Regions from separate parts of the Homo sapiens genome. Here region 2 is linked to region 1. The links are chromatin contacts, found by Hi-C in ENCODE. All regions are on one chromosome and are shown on one strand. Each heading gives the region's core, a stretch centred on a gene start or an enhancer-like site at or near the end of the contact. The rest is flanking DNA. Distances are from core to core; before and after follow the strand shown.

Evidence for each region. Hi-C counts contacts between places; a loop is a spot of excess contacts on that map. Pooled maps may share reads with other maps.
Region 2: a map of MCF 10A shows a loop between it and region 1 (17-fold over the local background). The contact joins the enhancer-like site here to the promoter of XIST in region 1. A Hi-C loop is called at or near these places in 1 of 168 maps with a recorded cell type or tissue (MCF 10A), 8 of 37 single-sample maps with no recorded cell type and 17 of 50 pooled maps.

Annotation. Positions count from the first base shown.
Region 1 is chrX:73,847,952-73,855,099 of GRCh38, reverse strand. XIST (X inactive specific transcript) reads left to right here and starts at 2,386. Exons shown (of 6, transcript NR_001564.3): 1 at 2,386-7,148. RefSeq lists enhancers at 3,167-3,668, 3,532-3,781, 4,212-4,261.
Region 2 is chrX:76,144,321-76,151,852 of GRCh38, reverse strand. No RefSeq gene overlaps it. Among named protein-coding and RNA genes, the nearest start is that of PBDC1, 25 kb to the left of the region's middle. RefSeq lists enhancers at 2,872-3,406, 5,730-6,549. Within about 2 kb of position 2,957, at least 25 of the 41 ENCODE cell types and tissues checked have a DNase peak (open chromatin) inside an H3K27ac peak, as active enhancers do.

The DNA of each region.
Region 1 (7,148 bases), core at 1,137-3,636:
TTCAACAGTTCACATATCAATTTTTATAATGACCTTGCACCATATCTTCCTTTTTAGGTCCAGAAATCATCTCTTTGTGTTTATTGTCAAATGCACCATTCCTGGCTAATTTCACATCTCCCTCTATGAGAAAAACATAGCAACACTGTACTACTTCCATTTTTGCAATGGCACTCTGGAACCTCTTTGTATTGAAATTATAAATTTCTTGCTTTTGCAGTTTCTTTAGCCTAAGGGTCAACAGTGGATTTAGGTAGGCCACAGCTCTGAACATGTCCTGTGTCCAATGTGAGTGTCACCCCATAACGGCACATCAGCACCATTTTGCATGCCTAGCCTTAAGAGTTACCATTTAAAAAACTCCAATGACAACCAATGAGAGTGATCTGCTAGCGTGGCTGCCCACCTGGAACCAGGGCCTGGTCACAGAAACCCAGGACAACCAGTTTATAAATTGTCTTTTTGCCTTTTTATTTGAAAAGGTATTTTTGTGAAACAAAAGGTTTTAATTTCAGAGTCAAATTTATCAATCTTTTATATTTGATGCTACTTGAGTCTTTAGAAAATTTTTCCCCAACTAAATTTCTTTTTTCTTTTTTTGAGATGGAGTCTTGCTCTGTCGCCCGGGCTGGAGTGCAGTGGCACCATCTCGGTTCACTGCAACCTCCGCCTCCTGGATTCAAGTGATTCTCCTGCCTCAGCCTCCCAAGTAGCTGGGATTATAGGTGCCTGCCACCATGCCCGGCTAATTTTTGTATTTATAGTAGAGACGGGGTTTCGCTATGTTGGCCAGGCTGGTCTCAAACTCCTCACCTCAGGTGATCCAGCCACCTCGGCCTCCCAAAGTGCTGGGATTACAAGCATGAGCCACCGCGCCCGGCCAACCAAATTTCTTAAAAGTATAGAACATTTCCACACTTGTAGAAACTTCTAGTAGATAAAGTTGTATTAGAGGTTTGGTAATCCAGTCTTTCTGATAGCTGCTTCATAGGTGTCACTGTAGGTAGTTTCTCTCTTTGTTAAGCATTGTTTTCTCAAAGGTACCATTGTATTGCACCACTTTACAATACAATAACCCTCATTTGGAATGACAAGTCAGATTACTTTTTTTGTTTGATCCAAGGACACTTAGAAGATGGAAGGTATTTCTTAAGGAAGAAAATTTGCATACTTTATTATTTTTCTGGAAACTGAAGAGCAAGCTTACCTGATAGATTTGGGTCGATAGTTACACTTTCCAGTTCAGCCAGTGGGAGGGTAATGTATCCTTTGACTTTCTAGAAGTTGCTCTATAATACTTAAGTTGCCATTGTCTCCCTTCTGGTTCTCTGTTGTTTCTCGAATGACATAGAAGAGTTTATGAGATTAATTGCTTCCTACTGAAATAGCCAGGTTTCTGAGGGCAGCTTTGGCTTTTATATGAGCTTTTTCTTCCTACCACTTATCAGTTACTGACAGAGGGTCAACTTCACTACTGTGTCATATGGTTGGTCCAATGTTGGGTTCCTCAGATTCATGGAGGAAATAGGAAAATAGTAAAGATTAAGGAGTCATAGTTAAAAAATTACAAACAGGTCACAAACAGTACTCTTTCTTGATTATTTAGGAACCAAATAGCCATTCTATGAAATGTCTTTCTTTCCTTTTTCTCTCTTGCTCACCAATTGACTCGTAAGCACTTCCGTTCTCTTATGGTTGGGAGCCATACAAGGTAGAGTGTTGGAGTAAAAACTACATTGACTCTGAATCATGGTGTGTGACCTCGGGCACATGATGTAACCTCTATAGGACTCTATTTTAATGTATAAAACAGGAATAATCCTTTATTATTATCTATGCAATACATATTCCATTATCTATTACATGGGATAATGGAATGGGAAGTCCCTTGAAGATGGTACTAACCTCAATGTATTACTCCTTTCTAGCTTCTTTGGTTCAAAAGTTTGGTGGAGGAGTTACAAATTCTGGTTTGAATGATATATTTGGATACTTTATCAACACATCAAAGCTCTACCTATCCCTTCCCCCATTCTCAAAACCAAGCTGAATTAACATCTTTACATTTATTATGCAGTTTATGGAGGATTTTAGCATTAATTATTGCTTGATTTACTCAATGTCCCCATGTTATAGATGAGAACTGGAAAACCCATTGAAGTTGTGACTCCTGGTCTAGAAATGAAGTCTACTTCCAGTTAATGTTCTTTCTGGTATGTCTTTGCTTTCTTGAAATTTCCCTTTTTTGTCCTTACTGGGTAAATTTTGAACCAACCAAATCACAAAGATGTCCGGCTTTCAATCTTCTAGGCCACGCCTCTTATGCTCTCTCCGCCCTCAGCCCCCCCTTCAGTTCTTAAAGCGCTGCAATTCGCTGCTGCAGCCATATTTCTTACTCTCTCGGGGCTGGAAGCTTCCTGACTGAAGATCTCTCTGCACTTGGGGTTCTTTCTAGAACATTTTCTAGTCCCCCAACACCCTTTATGGCGTATTTCTTTAAAAAAATCACCTAAATTCCATAAAATATTTTTTTAAATTCTATACTTTCTCCTAGTGTCTTCTTGACACGTCCTCCATATTTTTTTAAAGAAAGTATTTGGAATATTTTGAGGCAATTTTTAATATTTAAGGAATTTTTCTTTGGAATCATTTTTGGTTGACATCTCTGTTTTTTGTGGATCAGTTTTTTACTCTTCCACTCTCTTTTCTATATTTTGCCCATCGGGGCTGCGGATACCTGGTTTTATTATTTTTTCTTTGCCCAACGGGGCCGTGGATACCTGCCTTTTAATTCTTTTTTATTCGCCCATCGGGGCCGCGGATACCTGCTTTTTATTTTTTTTTCCTTAGCCCATCGGGGTATCGGATACCTGCTGATTCCCTTCCCCTCTGAACCCCCAACACTCTGGCCCATCGGGGTGACGGATATCTGCTTTTTAAAAATTTTCTTTTTTTGGCCCATCGGGGCTTCGGATACCTGCTTTTTTTTTTTTTATTTTTCCTTGCCCATCGGGGCCTCGGATACCTGCTTTAATTTTTGTTTTTCTGGCCCATCGGGGCCGCGGATACCTGCTTTGATTTTTTTTTTTCATCGCCCATCGGTGCTTTTTATGGATGAAAAAATGTTGGTTTTGTGGGTTGTTGCACTCTCTGGAATATCTACACTTTTTTTTGCTGCTGATCATTTGGTGGTGTGTGAGTGTACCTACCGCTTTGGCAGAGAATGACTCTGCAGTTAAGCTAAGGGCGTGTTCAGATTGTGGAGGAAAAGTGGCCGCCATTTTAGACTTGCCGCATAACTCGGCTTAGGGCTAGTCGTTTGTGCTAAGTTAAACTAGGGAGGCAAGATGGATGATAGCAGGTCAGGCAGAGGAAGTCATGTGCATTGCATGAGCTAAACCTATCTGAATGAATTGATTTGGGGCTTGTTAGGAGCTTTGCGTGATTGTTGTATCGGGAGGCAGTAAGAATCATCTTTTATCAGTACAAGGGACTAGTTAAAAATGGAAGGTTAGGAAAGACTAAGGTGCAGGGCTTAAAATGGCGATTTTGACATTGCGGCATTGCTCAGCATGGCGGGCTGTGCTTTGTTAGGTTGTCCAAAATGGCGGATCCAGTTCTGTCGCAGTGTTCAAGTGGCGGGAAGGCCACATCATGATGGGCGAGGCTTTGTTAAGTGGTTAGCATGGTGGTGGACATGTGCGGTCACACAGGAAAAGATGGCGGCTGAAGGTCTTGCCGCAGTGTAAAACATGGCGGGCCTCTTTGTCTTTGCTGTGTGCTTTTCGTGTTGGGTTTTGCCGCAGGGACAATATGGCAGGCGTTGTCATATGTATATCATGGCTTTTGTCACGTGGACATCATGGCGGGCTTGCCGCATTGTTAAAGATGGCGGGTTTTGCCGCCTAGTGCCACGCAGAGCGGGAGAAAAGGTGGGATGGACAGTGCTGGATTGCTGCATAACCCAACCAATTAGAAATGGGGGTGGAATTGATCACAGCCAATTAGAGCAGAAGATGGAATTAGACTGATGACACACTGTCCAGCTACTCAGCGAAGACCTGGGTGAATTAGCATGGCACTTCGCAGCTGTCTTTAGCCAGTCAGGAGAAAGAAGTGGAGGGGCCACGTGTATGTCTCCCAGTGGGCGGTACACCAGGTGTTTTCAAGGTCTTTTCAAGGACATTTAGCCTTTCCACCTCTGTCCCCTCTTATTTGTCCCCTCCTGTCCAGTGCTGCCTCTTGCAGTGCTGGATATCTGGCTGTGTGGTCTGAACCTCCCTCCATTCCTCTGTATTGGTGCCTCACCTAAGGCTAAGTATACCTCCCCCCCCACCCCCCAACCCCCCCAACTCCCCACCCCCACCCCCCACCCCCCACCTCCCCACCCCCCTACCCCCCTACCCCCCTACCCCCCTCTGGTCTGCCCTGCACTGCACTGTTGCCATGGGCAGTGCTCCAGGCCTGCTTGGTGTGGACATGGTGGTGAGCCGTGGCAAGGACCAGAATGGATCACAGATGATCGTTGGCCAACAGGTGGCAGAAGAGGAATTCCTGCCTTCCTCAAGAGGAACACCTACCCCTTGGCTAATGCTGGGGTCGGATTTTGATTTATATTTATCTTTTGGATGTCAGTCATACAGTCTGATTTTGTGGTTTGCTAGTGTTTGAATTTAAGTCTTAAGTGACTATTATAGAAATGTATTAAGAGGCTTTATTTGTAGAATTCACTTTAATTACATTTAATGAGTTTTTGTTTTGAGTTCCTTAAAATTCCTTAAAGTTTTTAGCTTCTCATTACAAATTCCTTAACCTTTTTTTGGCAGTAGATAGTCAAAGTCAAATCATTTCTAATGTTTTAAAAATGTGCTGGTCATTTTCTTTGAAATTGACTTAACTATTTTCCTTTGAAGAGTCTGTAGCACAGAAACAGTAAAAAATTTAACTTCATGACCTAATGTAAAAAAGAGTGTTTGAAGGTTTACACAGGTCCAGGCCTTGCTTTGTTCCCATCCTTGATGCTGCACTAATTGACTAATCACCTACTTATCAGACAGGAAACTTGAATTGCTGTGGTCTGGTGTCCTCTATTCAGACTTATTATATTGGAGTATTTCAATTTTTCGTTGTATCCTGCCTGCCTAGCATCCAGTTCCTCCCCAGCCCTGCTCCCAGCAAACCCCTAGTCTAGCCCCAGCCCTACTCCCACCCCGCCCCAGCCCTGCCCCAGCCCCAGTCCCCTAACCCCCCAGCCCTAGCCCCAGTCCCAGTCCTAGTTCCTCAGTCCCGCCCAGCTTCTCTCGAAAGTCACTCTAATTTTCATTGATTCAGTGCTCAAAATAAGTTGTCCATTGCTTATCCTATTATACTGGGATATTCCGTTTACCCTTGGCATTGCTGATCTTCAGTACTGACTCCTTGACCATTTTCAGTTAATGCATACAATCCCATTTGTCTGTGATCTCAGGACAAAGAATTTCCTTACTCGGTACGTTGAAGTTAGGGAATGTCAATTGAGAGCTTTCTATCAGAGCATTATTGCCCACAATTTGAGTTACTTATCATTTTCTCGATCCCCTGCCCTTAAAGGAGAAACCATTTCTCTGTCATTGCTTCTGTAGTCACAGTCCCAATTTTGAGTAGTGATCTTTTCTTGTGTACTGTGTTGGCCACCTAAAACTCTTTGCATTGAGTAAAATTCTAATTGCCAATAATCCTACCCATTGGATTAGACAGCACTCTGAACCCCATTTGCATTCAGCAGGGGGTCGCAGACAACCCGTCTTTTGTTGGACAGTTAAAATGCTCAGTCCCAATTGTCATAGCTTTGCCTATTAAACAAAGGCACCCTACTGCGCTTTTTGCTGTGCTTCTGGAGAATCCTGCTGTTCTTGGACAATTAAAGAACAAAGTAGTAATTGCTAATTGTCTCACCCATTAATCATGAAGACTACCAGTCGCCCTTGCATTTGCCTTGAGGCAGCGCTGACTACCTGAGATTTAAGAGTTTCTTAAATTATTGAGTAAAATCCCAATTATCCATAGTTCTGTTAGTTACACTATGGCCTTTGCAAACATCTTTGCATAACAGCAGTGGGACTGACTCATTCTTAGAGCCCCTTCCCTTGGAATATTAATGGATACAATAGTAATTATTCATGGTTCTGCGTAACAGAGAAGACCCACTTATGTGTATGCCTTTATCATTGCTCCTAGATAGTGTGAACTACCTACCACCTTGCATTAATATGTAAAACACTAATTGCCCATAGTCCCACTCATTAGTCTAGGATGTCCTCTTTGCCATTGCTGCTGAGTTCTGACTACCCAAGTTTCCTTCTCTTAAACAGTTGATATGCATAATTGCATATATTCATGGTTCTGTGCAATAAAAATGGATTCTCACCCCATCCCACCTTCTGTGGGATGTTGCTAACGAGTGCAGATTATTCAATAACAGCTCTTGAACAGTTAATTTGCACAGTTGCAATTGTCCAGAGTCCTGTCCATTAGAAAGGGACTCTGTATCCTATTTGCACGCTACAATGTGGGCTGATCACCCAAGGACTCTTCTTGTGCATTGATGTTCATAATTGTATTTGTCCACGATCTTGTGCACTAACCCTTCCACTCCCTTTGTATTCCAGCAGGGGACCCTTACTACTCAAGACCTCTGTACTAGGACAGTTTATGTGCACAATCCTAATTGATTAGAACTGAGTCTTTTATATCAAGGTCCCTGCATCATCTTTGCTTTACATCAAGAGGGTGCTGGTTACCTAATGCCCCTCCTCCAGAAATTATTGATGTGCAAAATGCAATTTCCCTATCTGCTGTTAGTCTGGGGTCTCATCCCCTCATATTCCTTTTGTCTTACAGCAGGGGGTACTTGGGACTGTTAATGCGCATAATTGCAATTATGGTCTTTTCCATTAAATTAAGATCCCAACTGCTCACACCCTCTTAGCATTACAGTAGAGGGTGCTAATCACAAGGACATTTCTTTTGTACTGTTAATGTGCTACTTGCATTTGTCCCTCTTCCTGTGCACTAAAGACCCCACTCACTTCCCTAGTGTTCAGCAGTGGATGACCTCTAGTCAAGACCTTTGCACTAGGATAGTTAATGTGAACCATGGCAACTGATCA
Region 2 (7,532 bases), core at 1,708-4,207, 2.3 Mb before region 1:
AAGTTGTCAGTGTTTACGCTTATTTCTTCAGTCATGCTGAAGAGGCGGATAGGCCTAATACATAATAGGATAGAACACAATCCACCCGGACTTCCGCCTTATGCACAACTGCACTTTCAGTTTTGCTCAGAGAGATAGAGCTCACACAATTAGGTAATTGGGCCCAAATCTGAAAGTGAGAAACAGGCCAGAAAGGACACTCAGAGGATGAAAAGGGAAACCAGTAAGCCCCACTGTTTTATACACCGTTGTCATCATGGTTTTAACTTCATGCTGAGACATAGAATTCCTTAAACTATCACAGCCCTGGTCACTTGTGCCAATTCTACAAGGCCTCCAAAACCGCATAGGAGATACTGCACCGTGGGCCCATTCCAAACACTTATTCAGAATTAAAATTCCACTGGCTTTCCATTGATAGCACTAGAGGTCTGTCTGTGACACGCTGCTCCATTACAGCAAAGCAAAGCCCCATAATGACCTAATCCAGAAGGATAAGATCCCAGGACCCATAGAACAAGGAGGCCAGAGGGAAGGCAGGCCACAAAGAAGAAGGAAACCAGACTTCCCCATCCCTCTGGGCTCCTGGGGGGGTCAGTGGAAAAAGGCCTTTAACCTAAGTGCTCAAGGCCCTAACCTAACAGCTTTTGTTTTTCACGCTGGAGCGCTGGCACTTCCTGACCCCGCTTAGTCCTTCTATTAGAATTTTGTACTCTGATGCTAGTTTTCAGAGTATAGGAGCAACTGCAGGGAATGAAGCAGCAGACCTATCAATATTTTGTGGTGATCTAAGTCTCTGTTAATAAGCCTGAGACAAGGCAAAACCAGGAAGAAGCCTTGACCCTTATCAAGGTCATCAAAGCCATACAGGACCCTTCCTAATGTCTTCAACTGTCATTTTTGAAAGAAGCCGAGTCTGACCACCAAGTATAAATGGGTATAACATCCACCGCATTTCTTTGTCATATTGTTACAGGAAAGGGGTCTTGATCCAGACCCCAAGAGAGGGTTCTTGGATCTCGCGCAAGAAATAATTCAGGGCGAGTTCACAGTGCAAAGCAAAAGCAAGTTTATTGAGAAAGCACAGTGGTGAAAGGGCAGCTACTCCATAGACAGAGTAGGACGTTCCCAAAAGTAAGAGGAGGAATGCGTCCACCCTAGGTACAATGCTTGTTATATGAGGAGATGTGCTCTGCTACAAGGGTTTGTGATAGAGGATTAATTTTCTTAATTACTATGTTTTGCAAGAATCAGTGTTGTTATCTTTAAGGCAAAATTAGGAATGCCTTTCTTCTCCAGATATCGGAATATCTGGACACTCCCAAGTCTGGGTCTGTTTAGTAAACGTTATTAATTTGTTCCCTTAACCGTAAACATCTAGAGGCTGGGAATACCTAACTTTCTGGGAATGCAGCCCAGCAAGCCTCAGCTTCATTTTCCTAGCCCTCACTCGGAATGGAGTCGCTCTGGTTCAAACGCCTCTGACAATATCACCCCGTTTTATTTTCTATCACTTACCACTATCTGAAATTAAGTAGATAATTTGTTTACTCTCTGTCCCCACCCACTAGAATGAGAACGCGGCCCTTGCATCCTTACGTGTGTCTGGCATATAAGGGGTGCTCAATGATTATTTGTTTCATGGATGAACAGATTTATGGATGGCTGGGTGGATGACGATCTTAGAAGGGGTTCCAGGGCTAGCTGGCTTTCTGTTTCTCCCACTCAAGCACCCAAGCCCTGACCCACAAAGTAAAGGAACAGGCGAAACTTCTCGCCAAATAGCTTCAAGGCAGAAACTACGCAGCTGGCTTGGGAATTCCGTACAACGCGAACGCGCATGCACAGGCAGGACTGAGCGTGTCCATCTTCGCATTACTCCCGGAGATGACTCTCGGAAACGGTCCGAGGACTAACGTCTTTCTCTTCCTCGCCCTCATTCCTCCCAGTAACGTCCGCTACAAAAGAAACCGTGCACAAAATAAACTCGGGCGGCGGGTAGAAAGGAGACAGCCGAATTCCCTACACCCATGATCAACACGCCCACACCTCCCATCAGGCACGGCGCTCCCGCCTCCCCGAAGAGGCGGTGGAACGTGGTGGTGGGGGGGGTGCTGGGGGAGGGCTGGCGGGGGGAGGGCCGGGGGAAGGAGCGGGGCGGGAACGTCCTTCTGCTACTGCTATGGCTTCCGGGGCAGCACTTCGGCAGACCGCCCGCCTCCCAGTTGCAAATCGACTTCCGGGGCACCCCCACCGGCTGCCCGGTGGGTTCTCTGCTCGAACTTCTGGCGCTTTTCCCTTCCCGTTTATCTTGTTCAGGTCCCTCAGTGGACTGCTCCAGATCTAAAGAGCAGAAATTGGGCCGCAAAGAGAACGTCCTCCCAGACTTTCTCCGTCGCGGTGAAATTATGCCCGTTTGGTGGCAGTATGTATTCACAGATGCGTGCAGCTCTGCTCTTACCCCGCCCTTCGCGTTTAGAAAAAAAGCGCCGTTCCTCAGAGTCAAAACAAAGTTTCTTTCCGCTGTAGAGGCACAGCTTTTAGGGTGGCCTACTAACTCCCGCTTTTTCTTTTCTGAAATCTCTGTGCCAATCTGATGGACAGAAGAGCGACAAAAAATATTTTTAACGTGAGATTCTTTGTTGACTAGCCTGCTTGTAAACTTTCTGACATATGCCTTTTTTTTTTTTTTTTTTTCCATAGGGCTGTGAACCCCTGATATCTGAGAGGTGTCTCAGTCAATTTAGAAAGTTTATTTTGCCAACGTTAAGGACCCGCCCATGACAGCCTCAGGAGGTCCTGACGACACGTGCCCAAGGTGGTCAGGGCACAGCCTGCTTCCATACATTTTAGTGAGACATGAAACATCAATCATTTTATGTAAGATGTAAAGTGGTTCGGTCGGGGAAGGATCTTGTGCTGTGAGAGGATTTGACCTTGGCGTGTGTAATGGTAGATGAGAGCTACAAAATTACAAGTGGCTGAAGACAGTTTACAGGAAATGGTCATAGCTGCCCCTCTCTTTTTTCCCCTCTTAGGAAGTTATTGTTTAGGATCCGAATTCTAATTTGGAGATGCATTCTACAGTGTCTTCTCCATTGCTTTTCCTCCCCAAATTAATCTTGTTGTTTTGTGTGTGCATCTGCGTGAAGAGCTGTACTGTTGTTTTCATAGATACATGAGAGACTGTTTCCTGACCTCCAAAGGGAAAGGGCATTTTGCTCTTCCCAGCAGAAAGGCACCCCTGGGTGACTTGGAGCCCAGTGGGAGTGTCTGGGGGTGTTGACCCCCGTGACAACCAGCAGCCCTACAGGGAACCTACAACAAAATAGTTTTAAAAAGCTCATCCAGGAAATGCCTATTAGAGCTGATCACTTTGCTTTGACCCTCCCATAGGTGCTAGACCTCCAGAGAGAGAAAATGAGACACATAAGGTGGAAATTACTCTGTGGTGACACACTGTGGAGTCCTGCCCACAACCCGGATACTTGGACCCACTCCACTGAAACCTTAGGCCACAGCTAAGTTCCTTCCTTCAAAAAATAAATCTAAGAAAGAGGAAAAACAGGAATGACCTCCTTTCAGGCACTCTGTTGGTTTTATGGCGCCTCTTCTTGCGAATGTTTGTGTAAAATTGACATACTGTGGTCCTTTTCTGCACAATTACGGCAAGGAAAATTCAGATCGCAAAGGTCCACCTGTGAGTATAAAGTTCCTAAGTTCTCTGTGTATGGCTCTGCTTTCTTTTTTGCCTGCATTAAGTCTGCTGTTACATTTCTACTGAGATAAAATCCACCATTTGCATCCATCCATTTCATTTTGTTATTGTTTTTGTAAACCAATGAGTTTGTATTAATATCTCATGACTAGAGTTCTGAAGTAAAAGCTATAGGATTTTTGGTTGTGTGGCAGGGCAGGTCTCACAGCTGAACAGGGAGGCCTCCTTAACAACTGTTTCAGCACTGACTGGTTAAATATTAAAAGCTGAAAGAGCCAGTGCCCTTATACAAAGGCTGGGATTTAACAAAAGCCCACCAAGAATTTTGCCTATGTCCTCCTGGGCCTTGAAGCATGACAAGATAAAGGAATTCTTAACAGGACCCCTTTGGGATTAAACAAGTTTTTATTGGAGGTCTGAAGAAACTCCCCAGACCTCCACAAACAAGTTTTACTGGTGGTCTAAAGGAACTTCTAAAACCTCTATGGATTTACAGCAGACAAGATAAGGGTAATCACCCCAAGCACCTGGACCCATCTAGATTAAGTAAATTTACTGAGGCTCCAGAGGAAGGTCTTCAAAACTGAGAACTTAGTTGTAGATTAAAAGAAGTTAATAACTTATGTCTTTAGATGAATGCAAAGTTATATGTAAACATATAGCTTAAAAGGTATATAAGCTTTGGAAAACTTTGTAATTTTGAGTTGGTCTGACGACAGTCTCTCCACAGGGAGAAGGCCTCGAAAATATTGGCAGACCAAGTAAAAATTACAAAGTTTTCTGAGCTTATATAAACTCTCTTCTTTCCCAGTTCATCTGCATCTCATTACCGGGTAGCAGGAATAAGTAGGCTGACCCTCAGTTTGGACCGGGAACAGCTGTGTAAGTGTGTATGTGTGTGTTTATATGTATGTACACGTATTTTGTTGTGTTTTGGGCCACAAGGTACCACACTGGCTTAACAAGTACTCATAAATTAATTAGCCCAAATGCTTTTCATCTTTATATGACTTAAGTAAAATCTGTCATATGCTTGCTTAAAAATTATTGGTAAACTAATAACAGAAATTTCTTAAAAATTGCCAGCATACATTTTTGCATTTATTAATCAAGCAATTTCATACTTATCAAAATGTGGCACATATACACCATGGAATACCATGCAACCATAAAAAATGATGAGTTCATGTCCTTTGTAGGGACATGGATGAAATTGGAAATCATCATTCTCAGTAAACTATCGCAAGGACAAAAAACCAAACACCGCATGTTCTCACTCATAGATGGGAATTGAACAATGAGAACACATGGACACAGGAAGGGGAACATCACACTCTGGGGACTGTTGTGGGGTGGGGGAAGGGGGGAGGGGGGAGGGACAGCATTAGGAGATATACCTAATGCTAAATGACGAGTTAATGGGTGCAGCACACCAGCATGGCACATGTATACACATATGTAACTAACCTGCACATTGTGCACATGTACCCTGAACCTTTAATAATTAAAAAAAAAATTTGGCATGCGGGTTACAAAACTATAAATCCGGCAAAAACAGAATTTTTGCTTGTATAATTTTTGATAAAAAAATTAATATTGGATTAATGAAAATCGCTAAATATCCAATTATTCAGTAAAATAACCATATATTTAATCTTAAGGCTTTTACTTAGGTAAACACCTGAAATTCACAGGCTATAAAATGGTTGAAAAGGAAATAAAATGACTATCGCAGTTTCATAAATAATCTAGGTAAACTATTAGAAAAAGTAGGTAAATGTAATGAGATAAATGCTTTTAGACAAAACTTGTTATAATTTAGATTCTGAAGTTATAGTAAGATAAGTTATGACATTAACTGGGTATTTTTCAATTTAAAAAATATGGAAAGCTAATCAGAAACTCGAATGCAACCAGTGTGTCTTTATCTACCTATGACCTTCCTAGTCACCTCACCAATTCAAGTTGTCCCACCTTTAGAGACCGAACCAGTATACATCTTACATATTGATGTTTCATGTCTCCCTAAAATGTATGGAAGCAGGCTGTGCCCTGACCACCTTGGGCACGTGTCGTCAGGACCTCCTCAGGCTGTCATGGGCGCGTCCTTAACGTTGGCAAAATAAACTTTCTAAATTGACTGAGACACCTCTCAGATATCAGGGGTTCACAGCCCTATGGAAAAAAAAAAAAAAAAAAAGGCATATGTCAGAAAGTTTACAAGCAGGCTAGTCAACAAAGAATCTCACGTTAAAAATATTTTTTGTCGCTCTTCTGTCCATCAGATTGGCACAGAGATTTCAGAAAAGAAAAAGCGGGAGTTAGTAGGCCACCCTAAAAGCTGTGCCTCTACAGCGGAAAGAAACTTTGTTTTGACTCTGAGGAACGGCGCTTTTTTTCTAAACGCGAAGGGCGGGGTAAGAGCAGAGCTGCACGCATCTGTGAATACATACTGCCACCAAACGGGCATAATTTCACCGCGACGGAGAAAGTCTGGGAGGACGTTCTCTTTGCGGCCCAATTTCTGCTCTTTAGATCTGGAGCAGTCCACTGAGGGACCTGAACAAGATAAACGGGAAGGGAAAAGCGCCAGAAGTTCGAGCAGAGAACCCACCGGGCAGCCGGTGGGGGTGCCCCGGAAGTCGATTTGCAACTGGGAGGCGGGCGGTCTGCCGAAGTGCTGCCCCGGAAGCCATAGCAGTAGCAGAAGGACGTTCCCGCCCCGCTCCTTCCCCCGGCCCTCCCCCCGCCAGCCCTCCCCCAGCACCCCCCCCACCACCACGTTCCACCGCCTCTTCGGGGAGGCGGGAGCGCCGTGCCTGATGGGAGGTGTGGGCGTGTTGATCATGGGTGTAGGGAATTCGGCTGTCTCCTTTCTACCCGCCGCCCGAGTTTATTTTGTGCACGGTTTCTTTTGTAGCGGACGTTACTGGGAGGAATGAGGGCGAGGAAGAGAAAGACGTTAGTCCTCGGACCGTTTCCGAGAGTCATCTCCGGGAGTAATGCGAAGATGGACACGCTCAGTCCTGCCTGTGCATGCGCGTTCGCGTTGTACGGAATTCCCAAGCCAGCTGCGTAGTTTCTGCCTTGAAGCTATTTGGCGAGAAGTTTCGCCTGTTCCTTTACTTTGTGGGTCAGGGCTTGGGTGCTTGAGTGGGAGAAACAGAAAGCCAGCTAGCCCTGGAACCCCTTCTAAGATCGTCATCCACCCAGCCATCCATAAATCTGTTCATCCATGAAACAAATAATCATTGAGCACCCCTTATATGCCAGACACACGTAAGGATGCAAGGGCCGCGTTCTCATTCTAGTGGGTGGGGACAGAGAGTAAACAAATTATCTACTTAATTTCAGATAGTGGTAAGTGATAGAAAATAAAACGGGGTGATATTGTCAGAGGCGTTTGAACCAGAGCGACTCCATTCCGAGTGAGGGCTAGGAAAATGAAGCTGAGGCTTGCTGGGCTGCATTCCCAGAAAGTTAGGTATTCCCAGCCTCTAGATGTTTACGGTTAAGGGAACAAATTAATAACGTTTACTAAACAGACCCAGACTTGGGAGTGTCCAGATATTCCGATATCTGGAGAAGAAAGGCATTCCTAATTTTGCCTTAAAGATAACAACACTGATTCTTGCAAAACATAGTAATTAAGAAAATTAATCCTCTATCACAAACCCTTGTAGCAGAGCACATCTCCTCATATAACAAGCATTGTACCTAGGGTGGACGCATTCCTCCTCTTACTTTTGGGAACGTCCTACTCTGTCTATGGAGTAGCTGCCCTTTCACCACTGTGCTTTCTCAATAAACTTGC